2 separate regions of the Homo sapiens genome follow, and region 1 is linked to region 2. Evidence: chromatin loops called from intact Hi-C (ENCODE). Cell type or tissue: ovary. All regions are shown on one strand. Each heading gives the region's core, and the rest is flanking DNA. Links, peaks and the distances in the headings are about the cores only.

Region 1 (17,182 bases), core at 7,093-12,092, 88 kb before region 2:
GCACATATATATATATGTGTCCCCCCCCACTCCCCGCCGCAAGGAAGCTATTATTCGATTTCTGGTCAAACAGCTCCTACCATGCCTCAGGAGAGTATGTTAGATTTTTTTTTAAAAGCAAGATCAGGGCATTTTAGATTTTGCAGTTTGGAGAGAATTCTTTTCTGTCTGAATGACAGATGCAGTTTTTCCTGTGTTTTTGCCCTTTGCCGGGTTGAAGATTATGTTTATTCCTGAATCATCGGCTCGCACGAGTTAATGAAAGTCACGGGCATTTACTTTCTTTACAGAAAGCTGTGCACCATCCAGAATAGCGGGCTTTTCTCTATGTCTGAAAAAATTCACAGACAAGCCTTTCGTTCTGATGCAGATTTCAGGTAACCTGAGGCTGTTACCTCAGCTCCTTGCAGAGGATGCAGCTCCTTGCAGATACTGGGAATGAGAGCGCTGCAGGGTGGCGGCCGCTGGCGCCCGTGGCTTGTGTGTGTGGTTTCCCTTCTGGTGCCCTACTCGGGAGGTTGTTGCTTTGCCCCATGACAGGAAGGATCAGCGTTTCTCCTCTTAGCAAACTGTGAGGCTGGATGCAGAGATTCAGATACTGCTTTTGTAGATGTGGTCGGGGCATATCTGGTTGTGTTTTCTCTCCCATGTTTCATGGGGAAGTGAAGCTCCCGTGGCCTCCTTTGGGGGCCTTTGCCTCTGTCCGCTGGTGATACAGGGGTCGGTATCAGAGACCTCTTGGCACGAAACCTTGTGGGACCCACATTGGGGCTCTGGCTCTGGGCACAGAAGGATACAACAAATCAAAGTTCGGCAGCCTGTGCTTCTGCCATTAAGTAAACCCTTTCAGTGGCTGCATTTTTCTGATCTGGGTTTAACCTCAAAGAGGAAGAGCTTTGACGCCGGGTTCCAGCTTCCTCATCCTGGTGAGTGTGCCGAAGAGGGAGAAGCAACGGAGGTGGACAAACGGCACCTGTCAGAGGCGAAAGCTGCTGTCAGATTGGCGAGGAAGTCCTTAAAATGGTTGTGTGCTTTCCGCCGGGTGGCTGTGCCATGGCCTCTCTGGTTGGCACCTTGATGGCAGCCCGCCCCCAGGTACCATGTTGCCATGGCGTCTCCATGCAGGAGCACACCCTTCATGACCACAGCTCCGGGAAGCAGGGTCTCTGTTCCTTGTCCCGAGAGACCCACGGAAAAAATTCCTCTTCCTCATGGCAAGAGGGACTCCTCTCCCACGGGGGAGGCTCAGAGACGTCTGTTTCCCAAACGCAGATGACTCGGAGCTGATGGCCAGAGAGTGAAGTTCTAGTCCAGCTGCCCCAACCATGGGGCTTTTGAGGCTTGATTACCATTTCCTTCTGAGAATGGTGGGAGCAGGGATTGATATGAGGTTCACCGCTCGGATTTTCATTTTACAGTTTCGGAAACTAAGGCCCCAGCACAGAAACACAGAGGACCCAAAGCTACAGCCTTGAGGGGCAGAGGGGCCAGGGCCAGCAGGGCTTTTAGAGCCAGCACTGCCCTCCCCAGCAGCTCTGAGGGTGGCCAGGCCTCTTCCAGAATAGCACGAGTGTGGAGTGGCACTGGGGCAGGGTTATGATGACACCAATGTTTTCAGAGGACGAGGCTCCTGTGGGGCCTTTGCATTGCTTTTCTTGCTTGATCAGCACAACGTTCCAAAGCATCTGCAGGACAGGTGACGCTTTTGCCACCATTGCTGTTTCACAGGAGAGGGAAGGAAGCTCAGAGAAGACAGACACCTGCCCCAGGTCCACGGCTATGACGCAGTGCCATGAGACCTGAGCCAAGCATTTTTGGTTCTTCCTCCTGTGCTTTCCCATGGCACAAAATGCTTTGCTTCCTAAACGCCAGTGTGCTGGGTGATGGTGGATTCAGAGGCAGGGCAGGTCTTTCCAGAAGCCTCCATGGGCGCCAAGGCTGAGGGGTGGACAGTGTCCTCCAAGTCAGGCCAGGAGCACAAGGGTCTGTGAGAAAGAGGCAGAAAGGACGTCCGAGGACTCGGAGACAGTGGCTGCTGGAAGCCCAGAGCAGCCCCTTCCTGCTCAGGTCAGTGTCCTGGGCCCCAGGCCGAGCCTGGAGCTTGGAGGAGCTGGCACCGTTGGCGGGGCCGAGAGGAGCCGCCCTGCCCGGGGCCACCTTTCCAGCTGCACCACTGGCGCCCTCACTCCAGCCTCCAGTGCAGGCCCAGCACCGGGTTCCAGGGACCTGCAGCACGGGATGGACAGGCAGGCGGGCAGGCAGGGGCTGAGCAGACAGAGGAACTGCAGAGAACAGTGGGTCCACTTCCCACGCAGCCATTCCCCATCGTGCGTGTTGCTCCTCTCCCCTCAGAATCCTTGCTTCCCCAGCTTGCTTTTGGGTTCTCGCATGTCGCAATATTCCCCTACTGTGCTCCCGCTGCCTGCCTTCCAGTCCTCAAAGAAAAGAGCCCTGTCAGCCCCGAGAGCACCGGTGTCTCTGGGAGTCAGGGAGCTCGGAGCAGGGTCCCGTGCTGGAGGGGGCACCGCAGCACGGGAGCCAGGCTGTTCTTTGCCTTGTTGCCTATTTCATAGCTGGGGTGTCTCCCTTACCCTCCTGGTGTGTTTGCACAGAGAGAGAGAGGGAAGAGGAAGAGAGAGACACGAAGAGGGAGGGAGAGAGGGGGAAGTAGACAGACAGAGAGACAGGGAGGGAGAGGACACAGGGTGAGGTGGACCCAGGCGGAGGCCCTCTGTTCAGCTCGCGTTTCTCAGCCGCAGGGCAGGGAGTTCTTGGTTCCGACTCTGCTGGTTCCTGGCACTGCTCAGCCTGAGCCTTCCACCCAGCTGCTTCTGTCTCCGTTGGGAGCTGACTTCAAGGGTCCTTTGTCATGGAATCCCTGCATTTTAAAATCCCTCTGTATTTTAAAACCATTTAGTGCCTCCGGCCTTGCAATTCCTTCTTCCGTGGCTGGTGCCCTCACAGCCACTTTCTTGCAATAATAAAGCATCCCAAAGTACCGGAGGAAGGCATTCTAACTCAAAAGCTCCTTCTCAGGGACGAGAGAGGGAAGCTCCTCGCTTATTCTTCCACTCAATATGCAAATGGCGTGGGATTGCCACCGTCTTCGGGCAGGGGCACCCCTGGGGGCTCTCAGACCAGCCCGCCTGCACCCTCTGTGTGCACCTCCTGCAGAGATGGCCTCTGTGAGCCAGGCATCGCCGGCCCCTGCTCAGGGGGCTGGAGGGAGAAGTTGAGGCCTCTAGCACGCATCCCTGGGAGGGTTCTCTGTCCATTAAGAGCAACGCTGGGAGCCCACACAGCCTGCCCAGGCTTTAGTTTCAACTTACGCTTATCTTCATTTTCCCTTCATTCCATAGACATGTAAATACCACACACACCCCCACACAAACACACACGCACACACACCCCTACTGCTTTTCCTATCTGGACCAGAATGGGGTGTCCACAAGTGCACAAGTGCTGAGCACAAGGAGCTGAGTCCTGGAAGCCTGCAGACTTTTAACCACCTTTCCGCGTGTGTCCTGGAGTGTGAGCCTCAGGCAGCCACGTGGACAAAGCGTTGTGTAGAGGATTTACTTATCTTTGGCCAGGATTTTAAAGGTATATGCAAAACCTGTCTAGGATGAAACTGTGGAGAACAGAAGGGCTGCTTTTCCCTGCTAAATAATTTTTTTTAGAAGAGGAATGAAGCATTCTGTTGAGTTTCTTACTATGATCTGGATACCAAAGCCTGGGACTCTCATCCTCTCCACTCTGCTTGGCTACACGGGGTTTCTGGCAGAGGCTCCATCTCTCTGTGGCCAGGGTCCACTGAGGACAGCGTGCCTCTCGTGGAGCAGGGAACGGGGTAGGGGCCAAGCCGCTACCTGCCAGCGCGTCACACACTGGGTGCTGTGCCACCCTTAGCTCACCCCTCCCACACATCAGATATTCCTGCACACACAGTGAAAATCCTCCTTCTCGCCAGCACTGCTCTCCAGGGCGGGGCCGGCAGGGTCGGTGCCTCCCAGGCAGGGGCTGGTGCATGCAGCCCCATCTTGGTCTCAGTGAAGCCCAGGTGGCCACAGCCCCAGTGCACCCCAGAGAAGAGGCCTCCCAGAAGGACGGGGGACCCTCAGAAACTACCTGCGGGTAGTGGTGGTGTTTTCCATCACCAAGAGAGCCCTCGAAAACCAAGTGCGGCTTCACAACCAGGACACGATTCAAGTTAAACACAGACTCTCAGGATGGGCTTCCAAACCACTGAGACCCCCTCAGGGTGCATGGTTGCCTCCACCCCTGTGGCTTCAGGAAGAAATCCTTCTCCCCAGCCGCAGCCGCCAGTCACTCCAAGTCCCACGACCACCTTGGGGCTCTCACCTGGCCCTTGTCTGGCCCCGGCTCCCCCAGGGCCCTTCTGCCCCCAAGCCCTGGCTTCCTCTGCTGCACTTTCAGCCACTGCCTGGACTGGCCATCCCGGGGCCAGCAGGCACATCCTCATTCCTCATAAACCTACTCCTGGCCCGCGGCGGTGCAGCCCTGGACAGCCAGGCACTAGCATGATGTCTGACATGCAGCCACACCTGGCGGACGCTTCCCCTTCAGGGCCTCCAAGTTTTGGCATCCGCAGGCGTCCTGTCCCCCGTGCTCCTGTGCTCCTTGCTGAGTGTAAATGGTCCCCCCTTGCCGGCCTCTGAAGAGGGGTACCCCAGCTCTCCCTCAAACTTGGTGCGCCATTGAGCATAGCTGTGAAATGTTCTCGCTATTTAGGTACTTGAGCAGCTGTTTCCAATCTTTTGCACATTCCCATGCTTAAAAAGCCAGGTGCCACGGTGCAGACGGTGGTGGCCTGGGTCTGGAGGGGGGCCTGGTGGATGCAGGTTTGTGGTGACCGCTCCTAGTGTGCAAACGGCAGCCCTGCTCACGGTGACGGCAGTGCCAGCTCTGGGCTTGTCCCCTTCCCCTTCTCCTCCTGGCTGTCCTCTTCTTTGTGAGTGCTCCTGGCACCTATGTGCTTTGAGAAGCCGTGGCAGCCACACAAGGAGAAGAGGACAGGCCACAGCGATAGCCCACTTCCTATGCAGAGCCCAGCTGAGCTCAGGTGAGGACAGAGCCCAGAGAGACCAGACGTCCCAAGGACACTCATCGTTTAGAGCTCAATTCAACCCATGTTTAGTGAGTACTAAATGTCTGCTAGGCACTAGTTTTCAAAGCAAACTCGGGTATGCACGTGGCCATAGACCAGGCCAGCCCTCAATACCAGAGCCACTCCCGGGCCCCTCCACGCACTTCAGGCCTCGGCAAAGTGAGGCAGACTCTCACCAAGGCTGCCCATCATCCTGAGCTGACAGCCATACCCTTTGCAGAGGATTCCCTCCAAGGATTCAAAGGCAGGTCCTCCATGCCCCTCTTGGGCATTTGTCTCTTCCTGCAGCTGCTTTTCCCTGGGGGAGGCCTGCCTCCCTGCTTTCACGGCCTCACAGATGCCCCGGAGGCTGGGGGTGGGCCCCTGGCAGTGACACTACCTGCCCCGAGGGACAGTGGCTGAGAGCTCAGGAAACGGCAGGTCACCCCTGGCCCCGATGGGTGAGGACCCGCCGGCGTCTTACCTTGTACATGTTGCACAGCCCAGGCTGGCTGCGGGCATGAGAGGGCAGAGGGCTCCGGCCCGGCTTTAGCCAGGGTACCTGCCGGGGGACACAGAGTGGGCTGCGTGAGTCCGGGTGGGCGCCGCCGGCAATGCCCCAAAGTCCTCCAGCAAATCTCCTCTAGAGCTGGCTTGGCAAGAGCCCAGAGTGAGGAGGAGTGAGCGGGGGGTGGAGGATGAAGGACGACAGGGAGAGAAGAAGGCATGTGCAGATGATGGATGATGGAAGGAAGAGCAAGAGGTGATGGGAGGTCAGAGGGCAGGCATGCGCCCTGAAGGACTCAGGAAATCGAGAGCAAAAGGAAAGTTTAGGGAAGAATTCTCTCCTCCAAAGTCTATTCTGAGGCCCTGTATCAAACAATGGGACCAAGAGTTCTTAATATGGCAGCAGGCACCAGCTGTGAAAGATTTCTAGGATCCAGTGCAGAAGGCCTTTCCCAGTCTGGAGCAAAGTGCACTAAAAGGGTTTTTTGACGTCTACCATGGAATGGATAAATTTTACATTCCACTTTACTTGCAGAGTTGTATTTTTTCTTTTATAGCAAGTGTGTTATCTTCTGCATTGGATTTACAGGTTGAAACTTTTTCTGCTCTGTGAAGGTTCAGTGAACCGAGGACGGACCTTTTCCGATTTTCTGCAGAGCATGAGGAAATAATTTTTAGGAGCAATAGTGTTCAAAATCACTTTAGCCAATTACTTAAAGTTGATTTTCTTGCTGACATTATTCCTTGGTACTGGTGAAGGTTAGGAATTTAACATAAGCAGGAAGTTAATCTTCCTCAGCAGGAGCAGGAGCTACGCATTCACCTGAGCTCTGCGGCTACAAATCTTCCTAAGTAGCATTAGCTCCTAACTTAATGTATTATCTTTGTCAGTTACACGAGAGTATCTGCTATATCAATGAACTTTGAGGGCTGCAGTTGAAAGACTATTATTATAGGACCAAGGTAAGTGCCCTGCAAGAAATGTCTATTTCTTGACTATCAGCTACAGCAAAATGAAGACAGAGAGAGAAGAGAAAGAGGAGACTTATAGTGGTCAAGAGATGAAATCAGCGTAATAGGTTTCAGGAGATGTATTGGCTGCAGATGAAATGGATTCTTTTAACCAGGTTAGCAGCTGAGTATGCATGAGAATAGAGTAGTTCCGACACTGAAGAATGTGGGAGCATTCTAGAAGTATTATGGAAAGTGAACACACCGGGGTTTTCAGAGGCAAATCTGTGGTGAGTGTGTGCTTAGCTGTACGTCTCCTGATGGATTCTCCCTGCATGAGAGAGGCTATTTCTAGGTTAGCAGGAATTTCTGGTGACTTTAATTCATGATATTAAAGGTAAGTAAATTGAGTATTCACTTTAGAGGAGGTCTCCGTGGATAAGCCTGCGGGAGTTGCTGTGCTGATGAGACTTGGCTGTCCTCATAAGCAGTGACTCCCATCAGCTGGTGTCCATGAGCGTGAGCAAGTGTACGCTATGTACAGGGCCAACAAGCGAAGAACTTTCCATTAATTTTCCCTCCATCTCCTACAATGGCTCTTCTTCACAAAGAAGATCATCACTGTGAGGCATGTTCTCGTGGCTCTGGTGGGCTGGCGTGAAGCCCCTCTACTGACTCCCTGTCTACTCATGGGGAAGGCAGGTGGCTGGGGTAGCCATAAGACATCCCACTGATGGTTTTCAGGAAATGCAACCTGTAACCCCGGCTGCCTGCCACTCCCAGAGCCAGGAAGAGGGAGGACAAATGCAAGGGCCAGAGAAGACGAAAGGCAAGAATAGCCTCTTAGGAGAAATTGTGTGTGCTAAGCCCGCTTGTATGGGGCTCCCTCAAGAGAGTTCAGTGTTCTTTAGCTGTTTCTTCTTTTTTACTACGTTTTTATGAAGTAGGATGATTTCAGAGCATTAAGAGTGTGCTGATAGCCATAAAGGAAAAAACTTTTAAAAACATTGAATCAGGGTTTGATAGGAAATGTCCACACTTCTTAAATTTGTATCAATATCTAAGTGATTTTCACGAGTGCTATTGTGTGTTTTTTTCTAAGGATGATCTATTCCCTCAGATGTCAAGCCAAGCTCCTAATTCACCGATCAGAATTGCCTGTTATCAAATGTCCAGACTTTTTATCAAAGGAAAATCAACGATGAGAGAAATGAATGCTTTAAAATGCAAATGAGTTTAAAGGGAGGAGATGAGTTAAGACGAGGGTCTGATGGGACATGAAAGGCAGGACCGCATCCAAGCCAATCACTTATCTTTACTCTTGTTTCTAATTTCTCAAAGACCCCAAGTTTCAGCTTCATCTCATACACTCATTATCATCTTTCAGAGAGCCAGCACCATCCCCTCATTTCAGTGTCTCGAGGTTCCCATGACCCCCGTTGTGTGTGAGCTCCCGGGGGGCCCTGTGGGCACTGGCACCCATGTGCACGTTCATTCAGGAGATGCTGGTGGGGCGGGCTGTGTCCATGACAGCACCTGCCAGTGGGATCTGCTCAGCGTCCACCCTCCCTAACATTTGCGGGATGATGCTTTGAGAGAAACACAAGAAACTTCAGGCAGAATCAGAATAGTCACCATAGAAAGACCAGAACACCGAACTGTCAGGGGAGAGAAGACAGTAAAATGTCTCTGTGTAGTAAAAGCAGATGAGTGAGCAACTGTGACCTTCCCACACAGAAGCACAGGTCAGGTGAGAGAAGACAGTAAAATGTCTCTGTGTAGTAAAAGCAGATGAGTGAGCAACTGTGACCTTCCCACACAGAAGGGCAGGAGCTCGGGTGCTCACACTTACCTGCCAGCTGTGTCACCAGGCCACAAAAATGCCGGCAACACAGCACACTGACGTGGTGGGGGCAACCAAACCAAAAACGACAAATTAAAGAAGTTCGCATGCAATTAGTACACTGTCCTTGGTCTGTTAAACTGTTTAATGAATGCATAAAAAGGCAGAAAAATATATAAAGCCAAAAGCTCATAATAAAATTAAATCATGATACAACCACCACAGGCAATTACCATCAAATACATTCCCATGATTTACAAATGTATCGCTTATACAGAGGAAGTTGCAAAATCACTGCCAGTACAGACACATCCAGTCTAATTAACTATCGTCTATTCATACAACAGCAACAACTGCAGCTCCTGAGACCACAGAAGGACACAGTGAGCAGCTGGTGACTGAGCCAGGGTAGCCTCCGATCAATAACTGATCAGAGTAATGAGACTTTGAGAGGAATGCCTATAAGAAATCTCAAAAGGTATTTGTTTGGGTGCAGAAACAAATGCACCCTCCACATTTGGATTTTCTCTAGAAGAATCTGTGGCCAAATCTCTTATCCAATGGAGGTACTGAGTGGCTGGATCAGTTACCATGCAAGCTCACGATGAATGAGATTGAATTTGGTTCTGTGTGCACACTGGGCTCTGGGGAGGGAGGACACCCCTGTGTGTTGCTGCTGCCTTCCGTGCTGTCTACTGTATCCTTCATGTGTCTCCAAATGGTACACGCCCCATGGGATTACAGAACACAGCTACAGAATTAGGATCTCATGGTAACAATGAGGAATTAGGTTACTGTAGAACTAAAATATGTTTAATGAAATTAAAATGCAATGGAAAAAAAATCAGGCAACAGAACATTCTGATGAATTTACAGGACTGATTATATCCCACGGCACTGAATGACAAACAGTTCTTCTCCATACAGTCGCAATTAGAGGCATAGAAGTCATACTGAATGCTGAATAGAAGAACACTGAGAAGAGCAGGTTATAAATGAAGGTTTTCACATAAAACAGAAAAATAGACAAAATCATCGGTAAGAAGCTAGCTTTCGAAAACCTCCCTAAAAGTACACGGCACGGAGAAGTGGGGTACTGGGATGTCCTGGCTGCTTTCTGCTTTGGGAACTATCCAAGTGGCACATCACCATGTCCAGCTTAGGTGTCTTGTGAAACCTTACTTCCTCCACATAAAAAGGAAGGAACGGTTTCCAAAGCTAATGTTTCCAGGCTCTGCCTCGTGACACTCAAGTGGCCTCAGATATGAGCACTGGCACAGAGTGATGCTGGAGAGGTCACTTAGAGAGAAGCTGCCGGGCCAAGCACACGACAATCTTGGCCCTAAGTGCTCACCCATTCCTCATGTGACCCTGACATTCCGGGGAACTGGGAAACCTGTTCCTTAAAGGCAACAACAGTCCTTTCTTTCCTCTCACAACAAAGGAGCATGTTCTCCGTGAATGCACTTTTCATTTACGGCTCTCAAAAGAATATGCCTTCTCAAGGAATTTTTAATGCACTTTTCTTGAATGTCAGCTCCCAGCAACACAAGCATGGGTGTTGTTAGGGCATTCCCGGGCTCGGGGGCGGCCGCTCCAACATGTGGTACCAGCGGCCATGTGCCCTCAAGGGGAGGGAGGAAGAGCACAGGAGGGTGGGAGGAGGACAAACAGCCCCTTTTATAGGGTCATGGGGGGGCTCCACTCAGAGTCTGGCAGGAATCTGCCAGGAAAACCTCGTTCTAGATAGGGAGAAGCAGAACTGTGTGTGGGGCAGGCCGCCGTGGTCCTGAGAGACAGGGCCCGGGCCTTCCACTGCTCGTTTGCACACCTCTTCGGCCTATCCCAAGGACCTTCCTAGCATATAAAAACAGGGGCTCTCCTGATTTGTAAACAGAACAACAAATAAAAATAAAAACAAAACCAAAAATTCCTCCATGGCAGCCCACCCAATGAATACCCCAGATTTTTAGGGCCATTGCGGGTCTGTAGCTGGGTGTAGAGAGAGTTAAGCTTTCATCTCCCATGTTTACAACACTTTGTGATAAAATAGTTGAGTGGAGCAATCACATCCCCACTGCGTGCGCTCCCCCGGGATGCCTCACAGCTGCTCTGTGATCACACGTGCAAATGTTATTATTATTATTTTTTGCCTTTGGCATCAAAGGGCAAGCCTGTTCATTAAAAAATCTTCTATATTCAACACTCCATAGTGAAAAGAATGGATACTTCAAAATTCCTAAAGCAATCATGTGAAAATTATTTTTATTTTTAAAATTTTTGAAAGTGTTTTGATTTTTATGGGTCCTTGATAATTGGCCAGCCCTGTTTTGCAAAGAGATGGACTATTTCTGAGACTAGAATGTTTTCTTTGAAAATATTGAAGAGTATAAGAGATTTAAGACAATAAAGGCTGTAATCTTACCATAAAGGAAGAAAAACATCTATGTGTGTCAATATTGTTTTGAGATAAAGTCACAATGATTGATATCAATGCTTTCACCATTTTATTTCAACTTAAACCAGTGTCACTCACATGAAGCTTATTTTATAATACATATTATCCAGTGATTTCATCTTTTCTGCACAGTTTAAGTACATTTTTTTTTTCTGTACCTTGAAGTAAGCAGAATAGTTCAAGCTTTCAAAACTGGTGATGCTGTATGCGTGAGGGATGCTTACATAATAGCAACGCTTTATTGGGCAACCCGAATCCATACATGTCTGGTGTGGTTTGATAGCTGGGCTTGAAAAAGTGCTTCCAGTTGAAATTAGCATTAGAAATCGGTTAGAACACCAACATTTCAGGGTGAGGGAGGACTGCTACAAAGGAAAAGAACATGTCTACAAATGCACTGAAAGAACTAGCCAGAATATGAATTCCATTAGTATCTAAGACACACAAAATGTCATTTACAAATAAGTCACGGCAAGTGTCACAACCTGAAATCTCAACTCAGACAGATGGTAGAGATGTTAACAGTTGCCTGAAACTTCGATGTGCTTTCACGCCCACAGGAAAGGTAAAACTGACATTTGTGTTTCTCTTCAACAATTTCATGATCAATAAAGAATTGCAGTTGGAGACTAAAGCAAATTCTAGAAACTCCTTAACTCCAAGTTGCCCTATGGTTTTTATGATTGCATGTTATCAGAATGAGGCGCTCTGTTCCACACTTTATTCAAAAGCCTTTTACGCTCCCACAAGGCCTTCTGGAATTCCAGAATCAGCCCTGCACACAGGCAGAAAAACAGCTTCATCTTACAGGTTGTGTGAGAACACCCAATAAACTAGGGACTTTTTTGGGAAAAACTTCTTTCTCTCCAAAATTACACAACCACCAAACACTCTAAACATCACGTAAAATACTGCATCTGCAATCTGAATGGCACTCAGGGACCAGCGCTTTGATGAACCAGCAGCCACAGGTTCTCCACTGACAATCAACTGCAGAAACCACTCCTAGACTCTGGACCCCATAGCAGAGTTTTTTTTTTTTGTAATACATTTTTATCCACATTTGCTTTTGAATAAAGAAACTTCTAAGACTCTGTATGCAAATTAATGGAATCACAAGATAATAAAGCTTTGATTCATAGACACTCATTTATCCCTCCCCCCTTCCACTTCTCAGACCACAGAGAACGTTTGCTCAAGGCGGATTTAAATTGAGGAGTTTGTTCAAAAGTCTTCCTCGACCTCAATCCTATGATTGTCGCAGAGCAACATGAAGCTAGCAGCACTGACTCCAGGAAAAAACGAGCATAACCCAGTGTTGAACCCCAGCGTGTGGGCTGCAGAGGCAACATCAGTCATCAAGTCCGCAAGCACACACCACCAGAGACCCTGAGAATGTGGCTCTCTTTCTGCAACGCCCATGTCCAGGCACCCTTAGAGATCCAGAATTCAGCATGTCCTTACATTCCTGAGCCACACCCCGGCCACCATCCCTTGTGAGGAAAAGAGGGGGTGAGTTAAACGAAAACGTCCTAAGCAGCCACTCAGGCCCACACTCTTGGGCTCATATGCATTCTCCAGCACGGAACGAGACCTTAGACAGCAAGAGGCTACGTGCCAGTTCTTCCTCTAATGGCTGAGTTCACCTACTGATTTCTCCTTTGCTTTTTCCATTTAAACTAAAACTCCTCTACTCCTCAGAGCTCACCTTGCCAGAGCCCCGCTTGGGCGCACCCCTGTCACCGCCAAAGAAGCGCCCGATGGAGTCAAGGATGCCCGTGTCTCTGTGCCTTGGGAGGAAGCCATGCCTGGCATGGTCCATGGTACTTGCTGTGGCCAGGTACTTGGATCCGTGCCTCTGGGAGGGTCTCTTCTGTGACGCCATCACATCCAGGCTCTCGGAGGTGGCTGCACTGTCTTCTTGGATGGTCTGGAGCTCGTCGGACTCAGAGGGCCTGTCTTTGAAGGTGTTGTCCTCCCTCCCCGGGGCATCTCGGGAAAAGAGGCGGATCAAGTGGGGGCGGCTCCCTGGGTCAGCTGGGTGGGCATCCTGCCAGGCATTCTTCGGGTCCGCTGTGCGCTTGGAGTCAGTCACCGCTGTGTCCTGAGAGGAGGTCCCATTGTTCTGGTTCGCATCTGCCTCTCCTGCAAACAACAATGAGATATGAATACGGGCCTGTGCAAAGCTGAGCACCGGACAAAGCAGCTTTCTCTGAGGGGTCTTGACCTAGCTGTCTCCTATAAAACCCACAGAATATGTGCAGTCCTCATAAAGCCCTTGGCCTAGGATGGAGCTAACCTGGATGGAGCAGCCTTATTGCAGCTCTGTGTTTCAGAAGGCTCTGGGAATTCCTCAGTTACTCGAGATTTGGCACCCAGCGTAAAATGCACCCAGGCTTCCCGATGAAGTCATCTGAGCATGCAGAGCAGCCACATCAGCGTTTCTTCCCGGGTGCTGCCATGGCTGCTCCCGGAGAGCCCAGATGTGCAGGCACCTTGATGGGACATTGACTGTTTAAAAGGCCACTGGTGCATAAGTTAAATATGCAAGGAGCATTTATTTGACAAAAGGTGTTTTTAGTTTTCTTGGTAGAAACAAAACTTGCCACATCTTTTTGCAATTCATGCATGAAAGAAGTGGGGCATTTAGAATTGTTTCAATCCCAGATTCCACAAGAGGCCTCTCACAATAGAGAACTGCTTATTCAGGACATTTTGACTTGGCTTCTCCTCTGGAAGCAGAAACAATTAGAAATCTGAAGTGGGATTGAGATATTTCATGTTGTATACCAGCATCTCATAGCTTTCTCCAAAAAATACCACATTTCTGTCACGAAGGGCAATGAATCCATTTTGCTTTCAAGTTAGAGTGTTAGGTTTAAATAAATATCATTTAGTTAGTTTCCTCTCCAAACTCTATTACTTATCTACAGAAAACAGGATTCACTCACATATTCCTGTAATACCAGTCATCCATCTATCTCTCTATCCATTCATCCATCCATCCACATAACAGTCCATTTACCCATCCATCCATCTATCCATCCATCCATACACACACCCACCTACCCATCCATCCATCCATGCATCCATCCATCCCCCATCCACTCATCCATCCGTTCACCCATCCACCCACCCCTCCATCTATCCACTCATCCATCCATCCACTCATGCATCCATCCATCCACATATCAGTCCATTTACTCATCCATCCATCTATCCATCCATCCATACACATACCCACCTACCCATCCATCCATCCATCCCCCATCCACTCATCCATCCACCCACCCACCATCTATCCACTCATGCATGCATGCATCCATCAATTCATCCATTCGTCATCCATCCATCCACATATCAGTCCATTTACCCATCCATCCATCTATCCATCCATCCATACACACACCCACCTACCCATCCATCTATCCATCCCCCATCCACTCATCCATCCATTCATCCATCCACCCACCCCTCCATCTATCCACTCATCCATCCATCCATCCATCCATCCATCCACATATCAGTCCATTTACCCATTTATCCATCTATCCATCCATTCCATCCATCCCCCATCCACTCATACATCCATTCATCCATCCATCCACCCCTCCATCTATCCACTCATCCATCCATCCATCCATCCATCCATCCATCCACATATCAGTCCATTTACCCATTTATCCATCTATCCATCCATCCATCCATATATCCACCCATCCATCCATCCACTCATCCATCTATCCATCCATCCATCCATCCATCCATCCATCCATCCATCCATCCATCCACTCATGTATTCATCCATTTACCTACCTGTTCATCCATCCATCTATCCATTCATCCATCCATCCATCCATCCATCCATCCATCCATCCACTCATGTATCCATCTATTTACCTACCTGTTCATCCATCCATCCATCCATCCATCCATCCATCCATCCATCCATCCATCCATTATTTATGAGTACCAAATAGGTGTAATGTACCATTCTAAATATCTGAGTTACAGTGATTGTAATTCACGAGGTCCTTGTCCTCGTGAAACCTACATTCTAGTGGGGAAAGCAGGTGAAAATGTATGTTATGGATTGAATAGTATCCCTCCAAATGATATGTCCATGTCCTAACTTCTGTACCTGTGAGTGTGACCTTATTTGGAAATAGATCTTTGCAGGTGGAATCAAGTGAAGATGAGGTCATTCTGCAGTAGGGTGGGCCCTACTCCAATCACTGGTGTCCTTGTAAGAAGAGAGCAGTTTGGACACAGCCACAGATGCACAGGGGAGAGGTGTGAAGATGGAGGAGGAGCCTGGAGGGGGGCATCTACAAACCTCAGAACACCAAGCACTTCTGGCACCACCAGGAGTAAGAGACATGGAGCAAATTCTCCTGTAGAGCCTTCGGGGGAAGCAGGGCTCTGCAGACATCTCAACTTGAGCTTTCTGGCCTTCACAATGGTCACAGAAGAATTCCTGTAGTTTGAAGCCCCCAGCATATGGTAATTTGTCTTGGCAGCCCCAACTCATGCAATGTGCAACTTCACATCAGGCAAGAGAACAGGAAAGCAGAGAGGGCTTGGGTCAGCAGGAAGGTCCTTGCGGAAATGACAGGACAAGATGAGAGTCTGGGCCCTGCGAGGACTTGGGGAAGTTGGGGAGGGTGCTTCTGGCAGAGGGGAAGGCAGCCCCCACTGGAAGCCTGCGCGGAATCGGCTCCCGGTGGCGGAAGCAGCAGGAGAGCGGCCATGCTGGTTCTGGGTCCAGGAGGATGGCCGGGCTGAGAACCTCCCAGGCCAGGCAGTAACCTGGGAGGCAGGAGGGCCTGTGCAGGGAACTGACCATCTGTGAGCAACAGCAGGGGTATCACAGCCTTGATGGCTGTGAACAGACTGTGGAAAGGGCAGAGCAGGCAGCTATGTGGCGAGAAGACAGGGCTTGGTTTGGGGAGCAGCGGGGCCTGGGGAGGGAAGATTCTAGTGGACGGCCTCTGTGGAGGGATATGATGGAGATGGTGGTACCCAGAGGCCGGGGGCACCTTGGCTTCCATCCTGAGCAATTGGGAGAGGGACAGGGACTGGGAGTCTGGCTGGGACACTAAGGAAAGAAAGGTCTCTGGCCTGGGGTGGGGGAGTGGGGAGAGTGGCTGCAGGTGGCCTGGTTGGGGAAGGTGTAGACAGGGAACCAGCGAACAGTTGAGAATGCATGCCTGCCAAGCGACCAAGAGTGAGCAGTGGACAGATATTCTTCTACGTCGGTTTCCACAAAGGACCTCTTTCAGTAACTGCCCTGGGGTCCCCGTGACCCCTCCAGTTTCCCTGACTTGCTAGGAGAGCTCCCGGGACTTAGGATATGGTCCTGTCACTGCTATGACTCATTGCAATGAGAGGTGCATGGCGAAGTCCAGGAACCCCTCCTCAGAGTCACATGGGAGGCTGAATTTCCCAGCACATGCTGTGACCCCATGTGTGACATGCTGTCTGTTAGGGAGGCTCGTTAGAGACCCTTCCCAGGGCTTTACTCGGGGCTGGTCTCATAGGCTGCCTCGCTTGGTGCCACCAAGATTCCAGCCTTCAGAGGAAAGGCGCTGTTCTGCACAGACCATGTGGTGCTCACAGCTGTTCCGGCACAGCGAACCACCCTCCCGGTTAGGGCATGGTGGGTGGGAGCACTCTGGAAACCCGCATTCCCAGACCACACCCCGGGACCTAGCTCACCACAGGCCTGCCTAAGAGTGGACGGCTCCAGGCTGCAGTGTGAACTCTTTTCTGCACAATTACTAAGAGGCAGGAAAGTCATAAAGACGTTGGTGAGGAAAAGATGTTTCTCATGTGGTTTGGTTCACACTAAAAATACTTTGAGGGCATTTCTTCACGTGGACTGAGAAGACACATAACTTGGGGGATGTTAAGTTGTTAAACTAAATGTCTGGAAGAGTGTTGTCTTCTGAGAAAGAGTCCTCCACCCTCCGCTCCGTACAGCCTTGGTATCAGCAGCTCTGAAGATGAAGCCGTAGGAGCAGCCTCTCGGGTGGAAGATTCTACGTCTCTTGGCAGCAGCTCTCAGGGAGAGTGGGACTGACACATTTCCCACCTGAGTTAAGTTTGTACTTGGTAAGGTTAGGTGACCCCCGCTCTGGTGCACACACACCCACGTGTACACACACACACGCAAACAGGCAGAGCACCACCAGAATTGGAACCCAGGTTCAGCAATTCTTGTAGAAACTTTAAATAAAAATGCAATTTCCTCTTGCATTAATAGCACTATTGACTAAGCCAGATGACAGCCTGCTAGCCTCCCAGGTGGCTGACC
Region 2 (12,460 bases), core at 6,334-11,333:
GGCTGCTTGCAAACTGGGCCATAGTTTCTGACAAAAATGATGCTGGTAAGCTAACTCCCAGGCCGAGAATGCCCATGCTGTGGGCAAAAGAACAGTGCCCGCCCCTGGGTTGTCTGAGCAGAAGCTGGATTGTGTGCCTGGAGCCCTGTCGCCCTCAGCCAGACCCGGGGTCGAGGCTGGGCCGGCTCTCCGGGAGCATCAGGGATCCGGTTGGAGAGAGGCTCATACGGCGGTCCCAGGGGCCACCTCGAGGGGGTTGACCGGAGCTGGGTCTGGGAGCTGCAGCAGAGGGAAGGCGGCATGAGGAGAGAGCCGCAGGTGGGGCGTGTGCACAAAGTGCAGGTGTGTGGAGGCCCTGTGGGTTTACATTGCCCTGAGGCACCACTTCACGATCACCCCATTATTTTTAATAAAGGTTGTGGAGAGGCTGCCCTTGTTTGCTAATTACGCCTTATATCTTTAATCATTGCATTCCAACTTAACAAAGGGATTTTAACAAAGGTCACCGTTTATCAGATGAAGCCAAATGCCCACTTCCCTGCCTCCAAAACCAGAATGACCTTCAGGTGTGCTTTCCACCAAGCATGGACGAGAGACTTCCTTCGTGAATCTCCTCCAGAAGCAAAACATTACTGACTCAAAACGTTTGAGAGGCTGCTATCAAGGGTGAACCTCGTAAGATTGTTCTCTGATATCACTAAGAAATTCTGCATGTCAAACACAACATTCACAAGAAATTCCCACGGGCGGGCGCTGCAACTGCTGGACACCCCGCCCAGCAGCCTGAAAGCACGCTCACGCCTTAGGGGAGGCTGCTGGCTCCCAAATGCAAACACAGTTTCATAAAACCACACCAGTACCATGCCTTACGCTCATTCTCAAGTCAGACATGGCTCCATTTGGGGTTTTTCTTACTGTAACCAGGTTATTGACTATTCACGGGTTTTTAAAGGGTCTTTTTTTCTTCTTTTTTTTTTTTTGACACGGAGTCTCGCTCTGTCGCCCAGGCTGGAGTGCAGTGGTGCAATCTCGGCTCACTGCAACCTCCACCTCCTGGGTTCAAGTGATTCTCCTGCCTCAGCCTCCGGAGTAGCTGGGATTACAGGTGTTCACCACTACACCTGGCTAATTTTGTATTTTTAATAGAGATGGGTTTTCACCATGTTGGCCAGGCTGGTCTTGAACTCCTGACCTCGTGATCTGCCTGCCTTGGCCTCCCAAAGTGCTGGGATTACAGGCGTGAGCCACTGAGCCCAGCCTAAAGTTTCTCTTTAAAAGGATGCCTTTTCTATATTATTTTATTCCTCTCTTTAGGAGCTCACTGAAGTTTTATGGAAGCACCACACAAGTCAGCAGGGTGGGCTTTGGGGGGTGCATCACATCCAGAGGCAGTCCACACAAGGTTCCGTTGCTCATAAGTGCCGGTTCCCGGACTCTGCAGGAGGCACACCTTAACGGGGACACTTTACTGCGGGTGCCACGTTAAATGACGACTGTAGGACTCTCCCACGTTGAGGTGAGCACAGGAGAGCTTACTTGTACATTTGTGCTATGGTTTACAGCACGCCAGCATTGTCTTTTTCTATTTGGGGCATTCATAAATGTGACTGTATTTTTCAGAGAAGTTTACCTCTGAACTCAAAATTAACTTTTGTATGATTTTGGGAAACACCCCAATTTTTCTCATGACAAACAGAGCTAATACCTGTCTAGTAGGGCAATGGGAGAATAAGGGTCGCCACAGCCAGCACACAGGAGAGCTCTGTTGTCCCAGGGGGGAGCCACTCGCAACTGTGGCCACTTCCATCTAAATCGCTTAAAAATATGACATTAAAAACACAGTTGTTCAGTTATAAGGGTCTCGTTTCGTGTGCTGTGGGCCACATGTGTCTAGAGGCTAACGTGTCACCAGGCAGCACAAATATAGAACATCTCCATTATGGCAGAACATCCCACTGGAGGTGCTGCAGGGGAGTGTCTTGATAGTAAGTTACCAACAAATGCGAGCTGTGACCACGTTGTGTGGCCATTTTAATGCACTTCTGCCTACTAAGAGATCGTCTAATATTCTGCTATTGAGTTCAAGAGTTTTCTAGAGGTTTGTCATGTGGGAGGTGTGTGTGAAAGAGTTCTAAACTCTGCTGAAGATAAGGTACAGTAAAAAGCCTGTCGGCACCCACACAATCTAAGAATTTTCCAGGCATTTCTCAGTGCCTGCATGTGTCCAAGTGTCAGGTGAGATCAGTGAGTGTCTTTAGCCCCTACTTTTCAGTTCCCTAAGCCTTTAAACATATATTAAATGGCCAATTTAAGAATTACATGAGTTCTCAAAAAATCTGCTTATGTGACTTACCTATAAAGTAGAAATTTTACACGTACAGATCTGTCAATTGCCAGCACACTGCAGTCAGATCAGAAAGGAAGAATTTCCCAGGGAATTTGGCGCTCAATGGCATGACAGCCGTGTCACAGCAATCCAGGTGTGGGTTTGGGTGACCGGAAGGAAGTGACTTTCTGAGTGATCTGGCTTTCCTTTCTGTGAAATGGTTATGGTGACAGGGGTCGGTTTCAACACATAATTGCAAGAGGAAGTGTAAGGGAGGGACAAACAGCGCATTGGATTTGGAGGTTTGATGGGTCTGGGCTTCAGTTGCACCTCTGCTGTTCTCCAGGGAGGATGGATGGCTTTTCCTGCCCCCTTCACATTTATGTGCTCAGATGTCACCCAGTCTTGTGGCTTCTGGACCTGCCTCTGGGCAGGGGAATGTCTGGAGATGTTCCGTAGACACCCCAGGCAGTTAGGATTCATTCTTTTAACAAACAGTTCCTCAACGTCAGCACCCGCCATGTGCACGCACCATTTGGGCCTGAGGACACCTCCGTCAGCAAAAACAAAGTTTACGCTCACTGGACTTAATTTTACTGCAGAGAGAGATGATTGCATAAAGCAGCTGTGAGCCAGTGATGGCTTAAAATATAATTATTTTTCATTCCTGAGGATGATATGACAAGAACAGAACTCACTAAAGATGTTAAATACCCTGACAATCTCTTGCACGTAGGATAAAATGTTGCAGGATTTATGATTCCATAAAGGAATGGCCGTGAGAAAATAACTCCTAGTTGGAAAAAGTCAGTGACATTTCACAGCTGGGCTGTCAGTAGTTTTAAAGGAAAAGCATTTTTCCCATCAAAGTGAAAGATTCTATTTACATGTTGATGGAAAGAGCTGAATTGCTTCAATGCCTTTGTGTATATTTGCAAACTAAATGTCTCATTTCTCAGAATGTCATTTTAATAGTATCTGGAGAGTGTCATCAAGAAAGAGTTGGGTTTTAATGATAATTAAATATGGAGCAGATTCTGCAGGGGGTGTGATTGCCCCTGGAGAGGTGCAGAGCGTATGCCTCATTCCTCCTGTCTGCAGTTAGATTTGATGTGCAGCTTAAATAAAAAAAAATCAGTTTAATTTGGAACACCAAACAGACCAATAAGTTACTCTCCACTGTAAAATTTACATATGATTTTACAGGCTCTCAGATCTTATTTTTAAGTGTGGTATCTTTTTTCTTAAGCTGATTAAATAGAAAAATCCAGAAATATTGCTAGGCATCTTTGTAGAACCTTTTTGAGCCTGATATGACGACCAGGGAAAGCCCAGTGTCTAGCTTTTCTCAGCCCACCCACAGCTGAAAAGCAGGTTTCCAGACTTATTGCTTGTTAGGTTTTGGAATGTTTTGGAGCTCACCACTTGATTTCACCCATTTTGGGCAAATGTAAGTGTGAAGATAAACTACAAGTTGTGTTTTTATTTTTCAAGGTTCCTGGTTTACTGTTTCTAATTAGCAAGTCTTGTGAGTTTCATATGAGAAAAAGAAATAATAAGGTTTTCAGACCTCTCATCTTCCAGTTCATTCGCCTGTGAACTGAGACAGTGTTCAAAACACCAAAGTGAAAGAATTCAAATGGTGACAAATAACTCAAGGGCACTACAAACCCCTCCTTTGGGTTGGTGGGAAGTGGGGGAGCAGGGAGCACTGGGGAAGGGTACAGGGTCCCCAGAGACCAGGCCTGTTCTGGAACCTTCCACGGACACCCCCCCACCAACAGGGCAACACAAGTGAGCCCCCCACTGTGGGCCAACTCGGGGCAAGGACTCCCCTGATCCTTTGGATAATCGTTCAGGTAAATTCCCAAAGGTCATGGCTCACAGATATTGGGACCCCAGCTCTCTACCTGTGAAGATGGGGTCTGCAGGAGCCAGGCAGAGGGGAGCCCTGTGGCAGCTCTTCCTGTTGTGGACAACTTTCTCCTCCTGGAACCCATCTCTCTTCTTGGCTCTCCTGATAGTTTCCCTCCCTCTCAGCTATCAGTCACCTGGGAGGATTCCATCTCCTCTGCATAACAAAAGATGCCACTGACACTCTTTTCCGCAGGATGTTGCTGCTCTGGGCGATGTCCTAGGGGAGAAGGGAGCTTTGAGCTTCCAGGATTCAAGAGGAAAACAGCTACCCTCGGGAGACAGAGTCTCAGCCAGGGCCATCTGCAGAGCCAGACATCTTCTACACAGCCTGAGACAATTCCAACCTGTGTTAATAAATTGCAGCCTCACCCAGCGGGCATCCTCTCAGAAACTGAGATCTCAGTGGGATGTGTTAGGAGCTGCCAGCCACTCACAGAGACATGGATTCATCACAGAGGGTGGCTGTCTCCCAGCAATCGCTCTGCGAGTTACATTTGGATGGGTCTGCAGAGCCAGGTGTTTTGGAAGGCAGAGCTCTTTGTGGGATAAAGCTGGACTGGGTGGAGCCGGTATTAGGGGGACACCTGGACCCTACAGCCTTGGCGATACTGAGTGGGAGAGGTTTGCAGCAGGTGCCCCAAATCAAATCTTTTTTTTAAAAAAATACAGTATTTAAATATTTGCTTATGCTTGTCTCAACCCTGGGAAGTGGGGAAGGACACCCCTGTCTCTCCCTCTATGTGAGCCCTCCCCGTAGCTTCTCTTGCTGGCCTGTGGGCTCTACAGCCCCAGGGAGTCCTGCTTCTGTCCTGAGCTCTTCATACCCATCACTGCTCTGAGTGTGCTTTTGTAATTTTGTTGGTCTCCTGATTAGACTGTGAGGTATTCTGAGGACAGACACAAGGACTTCCTTTTTTTTTTTTTTTTTTTTTACAATAATAGCAATAAGAAGAAAATTAGTAACACCAAACAACACACAGCACTTGCTATGTACAAGGGGGTGCACCACACATGTGGACTCACTCACTTTACATAATGTTATCATCGTATCATGTTACCATCTTAAGTAAGCACAGAGAGAGAAAGTAACTTGCCCAAGATCACCCAACTAGCTGGTGGTGAAGCCGGAATTTTCATGTACAAAGTTTATCACTGTCCTATGCAGAGTGGGCACATAATAAAAAGTATTTTTAATATGTGTGTGTGGGGATGGATGAATGCAGGAATGAACAAGCATTTAAAACATTCCTTTCAGTCCTAAACAGCTAATTTTCACCTGCATTTGGAAAGAGCACGATCGATCCACTCATGAATTAAAAACAGGCTGTGTGTTGTCAGAGAAAATTCGTGGCAAGACAGCTTGATAAATGTCATGACACCTGCAGGGCTCAGCCACAGCTCTTGGTTCAGAAGCTGTGCTAAGGTCCCAGGTCTGAGCCTTTACCGTAAGGGCTTGGGAGGGCTTTGAGGCACCGCCAAGGCAGGGCAGAGTGGGACGTGGGGCTGGATGCCCTTCGGCAAACATCACTCTCACCGGCCCTAAACGGCCTCTGAGTCTGGGCAGATTTAAACGGGCCGTTCCTTGTTCCTCCTCCGCGCTGCATTTTTATCCACGGCAATCCTTACAACTGCATTTATTAGCCTGACCCACTACCCCCTCCCCTCTTCCTTCCCCCTCCCTCCTCCTTCTCACTCCTCCTTCCCCCTCCCTCTTCTCCTCTTCTCTCCCCTCCTCTCCATCCTCCCCGTCATCCTCCTTCCCTCCTCCTCATCTTTATCGACCCCAACTCACTTCATACAAGGGGAGGGGGAGTGTGTGAAACATTGGACCTGTAAGCATCTCTCAGGGAAAAATATTGGTAATTTACAATTTTTTCTGACTTCTTTAGAAAGTGCTTATTTAACGAGCAATGGGTACCATGCACAAAGGGGATGGTGAACTGCATGACGTACACTATACGGGGGGTCTCAGTGTGTTCTGCCTGGCTATAGATGGCAGGGGGCGTGGGCACGGCCAGGGTTGGAGCTGTGCTGCCCAGACCTACGGTCCCAGCCACGTGTGGCCACCTAGCACCTGAGACGTAGCCAGGCCACACTGCACCATGAGATAAAATATATCCTAGAGTGTGAGGACTTCATGGGAGAAGAATTGTTAACCATTTCATGAACAATTTTTATATGGATTCTATGCTTACATGACATTTGAGGTTTCTTAGGTTAAAGAAAAGACATGACATTAAAATGATTTCCCCTGTCTCTTTCCTCATTTCCTGTGGCCACGAGAAGACTGACGCTCCCACGCAAGGATCGTTTCTGCCCGGCTGTGCCACCTGGGGCTCCAGGCCTGGCTTTGCTCTCTGGCTTCCCCACCATTGGCTACCTGGCCTCGGGCAGGCCCGGCCCAGCTCTGCGACTCAGTGCCTGGGAGAATGAAGATGATCCTTTGAGGGTCCTAAGTATGGGGAGGGCTGCGCAAAGCCATGACTCAGCACGTGGGAGATGAGCGCTCTGCAGATGCACACCTGCCCTGGGGGGAGCCGCCAGCTGGGGCCTGTGGCAGGAGGCAGGAAGAAGGAACCTTGCACAGGAAGGGCCCAACCAGGGTCTGCAGAAGGGAAACCAGGTCTGCTGTCTCCTGAGGACAGGGCAGAGACTGCGTGTGGCTGCTGGTGTGGAGTCCGTTCCCCAGGAGGTGTCAGACATGGCGGCAAATGCCAATCCCAGGACTTTCCTTCTCTACTCTAATTGTGCAGCCGCTGCTGGGGTTTATCAAGTAACACATGTGATAAGCTTAACTGTGATCCTCCTGAATCTATACGTGGATGTCCTAAACCTCACTGCCTCACAACGTGACTGCATTTGGAAATGGTGCCTTTAAAGAGGCCATGACATTAAGATGAGGTCCCACTGGAGTAGGGTGGCCCTGAGCCAACGTGATGCTGTCCTTCTAAGCAGAGATTAGGACACAGACACACACAGAGAGACGACCACTGGAGGACACAGAGAGAAGATGCTTTCTACAAGCCAAGGAGAGGCTGCAGAGGAGACCAACCCTTGGCACCTTGCTGTCAGATTTCCAGTCTTCTGGACTGTGACAGAAGAAATGTCGGTCTTTTAAGCCACCTAGTCTGCTATTTTGTTATGGCAGCCCCAAGAACTCATACAACATACAATGTAGACAATGTCTGCAAAGTCCCTGGCTCACAGGAGGCACTAATACAGTGTTAGCGCTGGCCTAGATAGAATTTGGGGTGTGTGTGTGTGTGTGTGTGTGTGTGTGTGTGTGTGTTTTGTGGTTTTTTCTTTTTTTTGAGACAGGGTCTTACTCTGTTGCCCAGGCTGGAGTGCAGTGGTGTGATCATGGCTCACCGTAGCCTCGACCTCTCCAGGCTCAGGTGATCTTTCCACCTCAGCTTTCCGAGTAGCTGGGACTGTAGGTGCACAGCACCATGCCCAGCTAATTTTTTGATTTTTTTGTAGAGATAAGGTCTCACTTTGTTGTCCAGGCTGGTCTCGAACTCCTAGGCTCAAGCAATCTGCCTGCTTCAGCCTCCCGCAGTGCTGGGATTCCAGGTGTGGGCCACCGCACCTGGCCTCGTTTGGTGTTTTGAACATGTAGTGAATCATCCCCAGGAGGCTTAGCTATCACCAGAAAACCCCAAAGAGTAAGCCCACAGCTCAGCAGATCCACAGCATTCAGAGAAAGCTGAGGGACAAAAGCCACAAGCAGCCTGGCACATGGGCACGTTCTGAGCGCTTGCTGACCCTCCCAAAGGTAACTGCCCAGCCCCTTTGATTCACACTGCCAAAAAGGAATGAATTCCTCCAGTAGCCAGTGAAGCCAAGTGTCTTACGTCCTAAGGACCAAGGACTGCCAGGCAGGCAAAGACTGCCTAAGACAGGGCATCCCTCTGTGGGTGGGTCTTGCCCCCTGCCCCTCTCCTGGCATTGAGGCACGTCCCTGGGTTCTCCAGGGCAGCTGGCACCCTTTCCTTCTTGGGTTCTGCCAAGTTCTGTAGTAAGATGGAGAACCAAATACAAAATGGGCAGAGTGATAGAAAGCTGGTAAATTAGTGAGGCAGGACCATTTGGAAACCAAATTTCCCTGCAACTTAAAAAACACAGGGAGTCAAAGGCAGAACAGGAGTTTCTTCGTTTCTGAGAAGGAGCGCTGTGCCCTGAACCTGCGCCTGCCTGGAGGAAGTTACACTCCATCCGCATGAGTGAATCATGAGTCAGGAGGGCAGGCTGCCCACTCCTCTGATGGGCGGAGTGCTTCTGCCTGAATCTGATGTCTCCTGTTCTGACCCTCAACTGGCCCAGGAAGGTGGCTCAACCACTTGTTACCAGGGACCTGCACCCCATATGAGTGGACTAACACTGCAACTCCAGAAAAGTGTCTTTTTTTCACCAATCAGAGACATTCCACAGTTAACCCTTTAGTTAGTTTCTCTTCCTCTTACATCCTGCCGTGGCTTATTCGGGATGAGAGAGAAGCAAATTTCAAAGCCCTGAGTCACTGAGGGCAAAACTTGCAAAGGAGACTGGAAGCTCCTGCAGGCAACAGACGAGGCCTCCCCACCACCTCCCCAGCAGCCAACGGCACCTAAAGCCTGCTCAGGAAACTGAGCTTTTATGTGAAAAAGAAGTTAGGAAATAGGTATGATTCATTTACTCTTTCGAACATCTGTAAGCCAGTTATGTGCTGGGGATGCTCCAGGCTTAGAGACGGAGGCATCAGAGAGAGGAAAGTTCCCTCCTTGATATAGGAGGGGAAGAAGTCGGATGATAAACAAATCACCAGGATCTGTATCAGAGCACTCAGCCGCAGGCTCTATGACAGCAGAGGAAAGAATCATCTAGTGTGGGTGGGGAGAGGTGGAGAAGGTGGCAGCAGGGTGGGAAGGAGGGGGCCCTCAGCAGCCTGGGCCGGGCAGTGGGGCAGAGGCAGTGTGTGGGGTAGACCGGGCAGCCCCCACCGCAGCTGCCCTCCCTGCTGACAGATCAGTAACCAGCACCTGAAACTGACAGAAACTTTCCTTGACTCTCTCATAAGGGGGAAAAATGCCTCCCAGAATCACACACAGAAATGTGCAGAGTGGTAGGTGACACGGCTGGAGCTCATGTCACGTTTTCTTTTGTGATTCAAGTTTAATGCTCTACTAAGCTATGCAGCATCACAGAACATGTACATGTACTTGGAAGGGCACAAAATATTTCCCATCAAGTTTAAAGGAAAGAAAAAAAAGCTCTTACTTCTTAAAACTACCTACAGGAACCATAGTTTTAACATTTCCAAGTTTTGAGGTTTTTAAATGATCAGAACTTTAAACATGAGATTTCAGAAAACAAAAGCCTCAGCATGGGCTTTGCTATGGCTCAAAATCTTACTCTGATAGCATTAAACAAATTAAAAACATATGTGGGTGTTTTACAGCGTCAAACAACAGGAAAGAAACTGTACACCACAGAGAGGTTTCTTGAAACTGGAGTTGCAAATCAGTCATTCTAAGACTTAAAATACCAACAGTGTTAACAGCCTAGAGGCCTCTGAGCAGAGCTGTTTTTTCCACTTTCACTTTAGGTGAAACTTAATCCTCCTGGTGCAGATACTGTATCCAAGCCATGTTCTTAATAAATTAGTAACTTAATACATTTATGGTTGTTATTGCTAATTATAATGCTGACATTATCAGTAATACAGTTTAAGTATGGGCTGAACAAAATAATGAGTCACCCTCCCATTCAACATTGACTAGAACCATTTACATATTTATAAAATTAGTCTTTCTAAATCCTTAGGTAAGAAACTAAATACTGTTTATCACTTTAATCAAGATAAAATATACACAGGAACAGTATATAGTCACCTACTCGCCTTCCATGGATGATTTGAAAGCAAATCATGGAAAATTACTCATGTGGCTGACATAGAAATTAAGTACAAATCAGAGAAGGCCCCATTTCTTCCAAGTTTATTATTACTATTAAATAAAAACGCACTACAGACCTCAGCGAAGAGGTCTGGAGACTGAAATTCAATTCCGTTCAATTCCGCGGACATTTCTAAAGCATCTGGGTGTAAGTCGGGGGTTCCCCTGACCCTCACCCCGGCCCATCTTCAGCAGCCGGACATTCTAGTGCACCACCATCTGCCTCGAGTTGGAGACACATAATTTTATGTTGAATTAAAGTACCAACGAAATGGAATAATTTCCCTTGAGGGGAAAACATGTATGTTTAAAAAATAAAAAATGTTGAAAAATCAAAAGTATTTTTGCATCAGAGCAAAGGAATTTCATAATCTCTTCCCTCTCCGAGAACCTCCTGATACTTCTGGGAACAATCACACAGCATGGACCAAGAGCAAGGGCCGCCCCCATACAAATTAGGGTGGGTCCACTGTTCTGTGCACACTGGCAGGCTTACTCCTCACAGTCTGAAACAATTCTCTAGTGTAGAGACAGGGGTAGGCAGAGAGACAGACAGCTAGGACCCCTGGGCATTTGTGGTCCTTGTCAACATCATTGGATCATCTGTCCTGAGCGTCTCAGTGGGAAAAGGGTCCAGAACCCCGATTCAGGGCACTACAGGGGAACCGAAGGCAACGTAGAGAATCCAGATCAGACAGAGGAAGCTGATGCCTTCAAATAAGGCGGACAATGGCAAATGCCGTGCTAGAAATACAAAGAAGATGAATTCTTACTAGCCGGAAGGATTCGAATGACTTTTAATTTGCAGTTTCCCGTTTAACTGTATTTTCCAAATGTTCCCTGACAAGGGTTACGAATGGGCTGTAGAGGAGCCGCCACTGGAAAGTCCAGTGACAGTGAGACTGAAGAAGGGCTGGAGCCAGAGGCTGAGGACCTTGGACTTTAGTCTGCGCTAAGGACTTCCTGGAAGTTCTAGGGGCAGAAGGGTGATGATCCAGTCAATAGAGGAAAATCCTGGCAGCCAAAGTACAAGACACATGGGAGCAGGAGGAACGTGGAACCTTGGCTGTAGAGCCCGGAGAGCTTTGAAAAATGCCCACGTCTGCATTGGGATCTAAGGAGGGCAAAGACCCTGGCAGGTCTGAAGTCTCTGGGAGATTCCAATATGCAGGCAGGCCAGAGCATGACCCCAAAGGAAGGAGAACTGGTGAGGAGCCAAGTAGCCGCACGCAGGAGAAAGGAGGTTATCGATCTAGGAGAGGGCCAAGGAAACAGCTCAAGTATTTCCTGTCCTTTCGCCAGACCTCTGGGATTCAGTGTGAGTTCTTCCAGAACCAGACCAGAGTGCAAAGTCAGAGCAAACTCCATGGTGGGTGAGAAGAAAGGAGTGGGACCTTCGTAGATGGAATTAGGTTTTTGAGCTAAAAGAAAGTCTGATGTGTTTCACTGTTTATGAATTGGTGTAAATTTTCATGCTCTATCAAACCAGCAGCTAGTTAGAGAGAATGCAGTTTGGAAATACCTTTTTCTAAAAAATAAAAATGTTAAAAAAAATCAAAAGTATTTTTGCATCAGAACAAAGGAATTTACAATCTCTTTCCTCTCTGAGAGCCTCCTGATACTTCTAGGACCAATCACAGAATGTGGACCAAGAGGAAGGGCTGCTTCGTCTTCCTCTCCTCCTGGTTTCCCTCTTTCTCTTTCTTCTTCTCCGTGTCTCTTTTTTCCTCCCTTTCTTTCTTCTTCCTAACTCCTTCCCTTCCTTCATTCCTTTATTCCTTTGCAAGGTCAGGATGTACCTACTGCCATGCAATCTTCCTGAATAAATTAATAATTAATAATCAATCGTAATAAATCATAATTAATTATTAATAATAATTAACAAGGACCAGGCTTCCACCCAGCTGTCAGGGAAGAGTGTAGCAGCAAGAGCCCATGCCCGTAGCCTCTGACACACCAAGGGGATTTGTGTTTAATAAGAAAACAACATGCACATGTTTCGGATCAGCTCACGTCTTACCGTACTGGCCTTCTCGGCATTTAATTCTCGTTTGCCTGCGTGGTTTCCCATCCTGAATGGATTGGCTCTTCAGAGGCTAAAAGAGAAAGAGAAAGTGTCAGCCCTAAGTCTAGTGCTCTTAGAGTTTTCGATGTTGTTTTTCCATCAGAAAGACAATCCTGTGATATATGTAATGCCCATTTTTGAGAAGACGAAACCAAGGCCCTGAAAACAGAAGAGACACGTCCAAGTCATCTTATTAACACATGCTATCTTTCCATCCCA

Evidence for each region. Hi-C counts contacts between places; a loop is a spot of excess contacts. Peaks named below come from ENCODE experiments on the same cell type or tissue, not always from the same donor. Only the 100,000 strongest peaks of a DNase experiment are listed, where the experiment ranks them.
Region 1: it touches region 2 in a loop (2.1-fold over the local background); 7 of 110 quality-filtered maps call a loop at or near these places.

Annotation. Positions count from the first base shown.
Region 1 is chr18:77,004,258-77,021,439 of GRCh38, forward strand. MBP (myelin basic protein) reads right to left here. Exons shown (of 9, transcript NM_001025101.2): 4 at 12,575-13,011. Among named protein-coding and RNA genes, the nearest start is that of MBP-AS1, 32 kb to the left of the region's middle. RefSeq lists enhancers at 1,212-2,111, 2,112-3,010. In ovary, for the core only: no CTCF peak of the experiment used is centred there; a DNase peak (open chromatin) is centred at 9,665; H3K27ac peaks cover 2,382 bases.
Region 2 is chr18:77,093,015-77,105,474 of GRCh38, forward strand. MBP (myelin basic protein) reads right to left here. Exons shown (of 9, transcript NM_001025101.2): 2 at 12,197-12,272. The coding sequence starts at 12,247. Among named protein-coding and RNA genes, the nearest start is that of MBP, 34 kb to the right of the region's middle. RefSeq lists enhancers at 3,632-4,390, 6,643-6,862, 6,665-7,423, 8,527-8,656, 8,747-8,816 and 1 more and a silencer at 9,107-9,226. In ovary, for the core only: no CTCF peak of the experiment used is centred there; DNase peaks (open chromatin) are centred at 6,787, 8,487, 8,837, 10,667 and 2 weaker places; H3K27ac peaks cover 3,686 bases.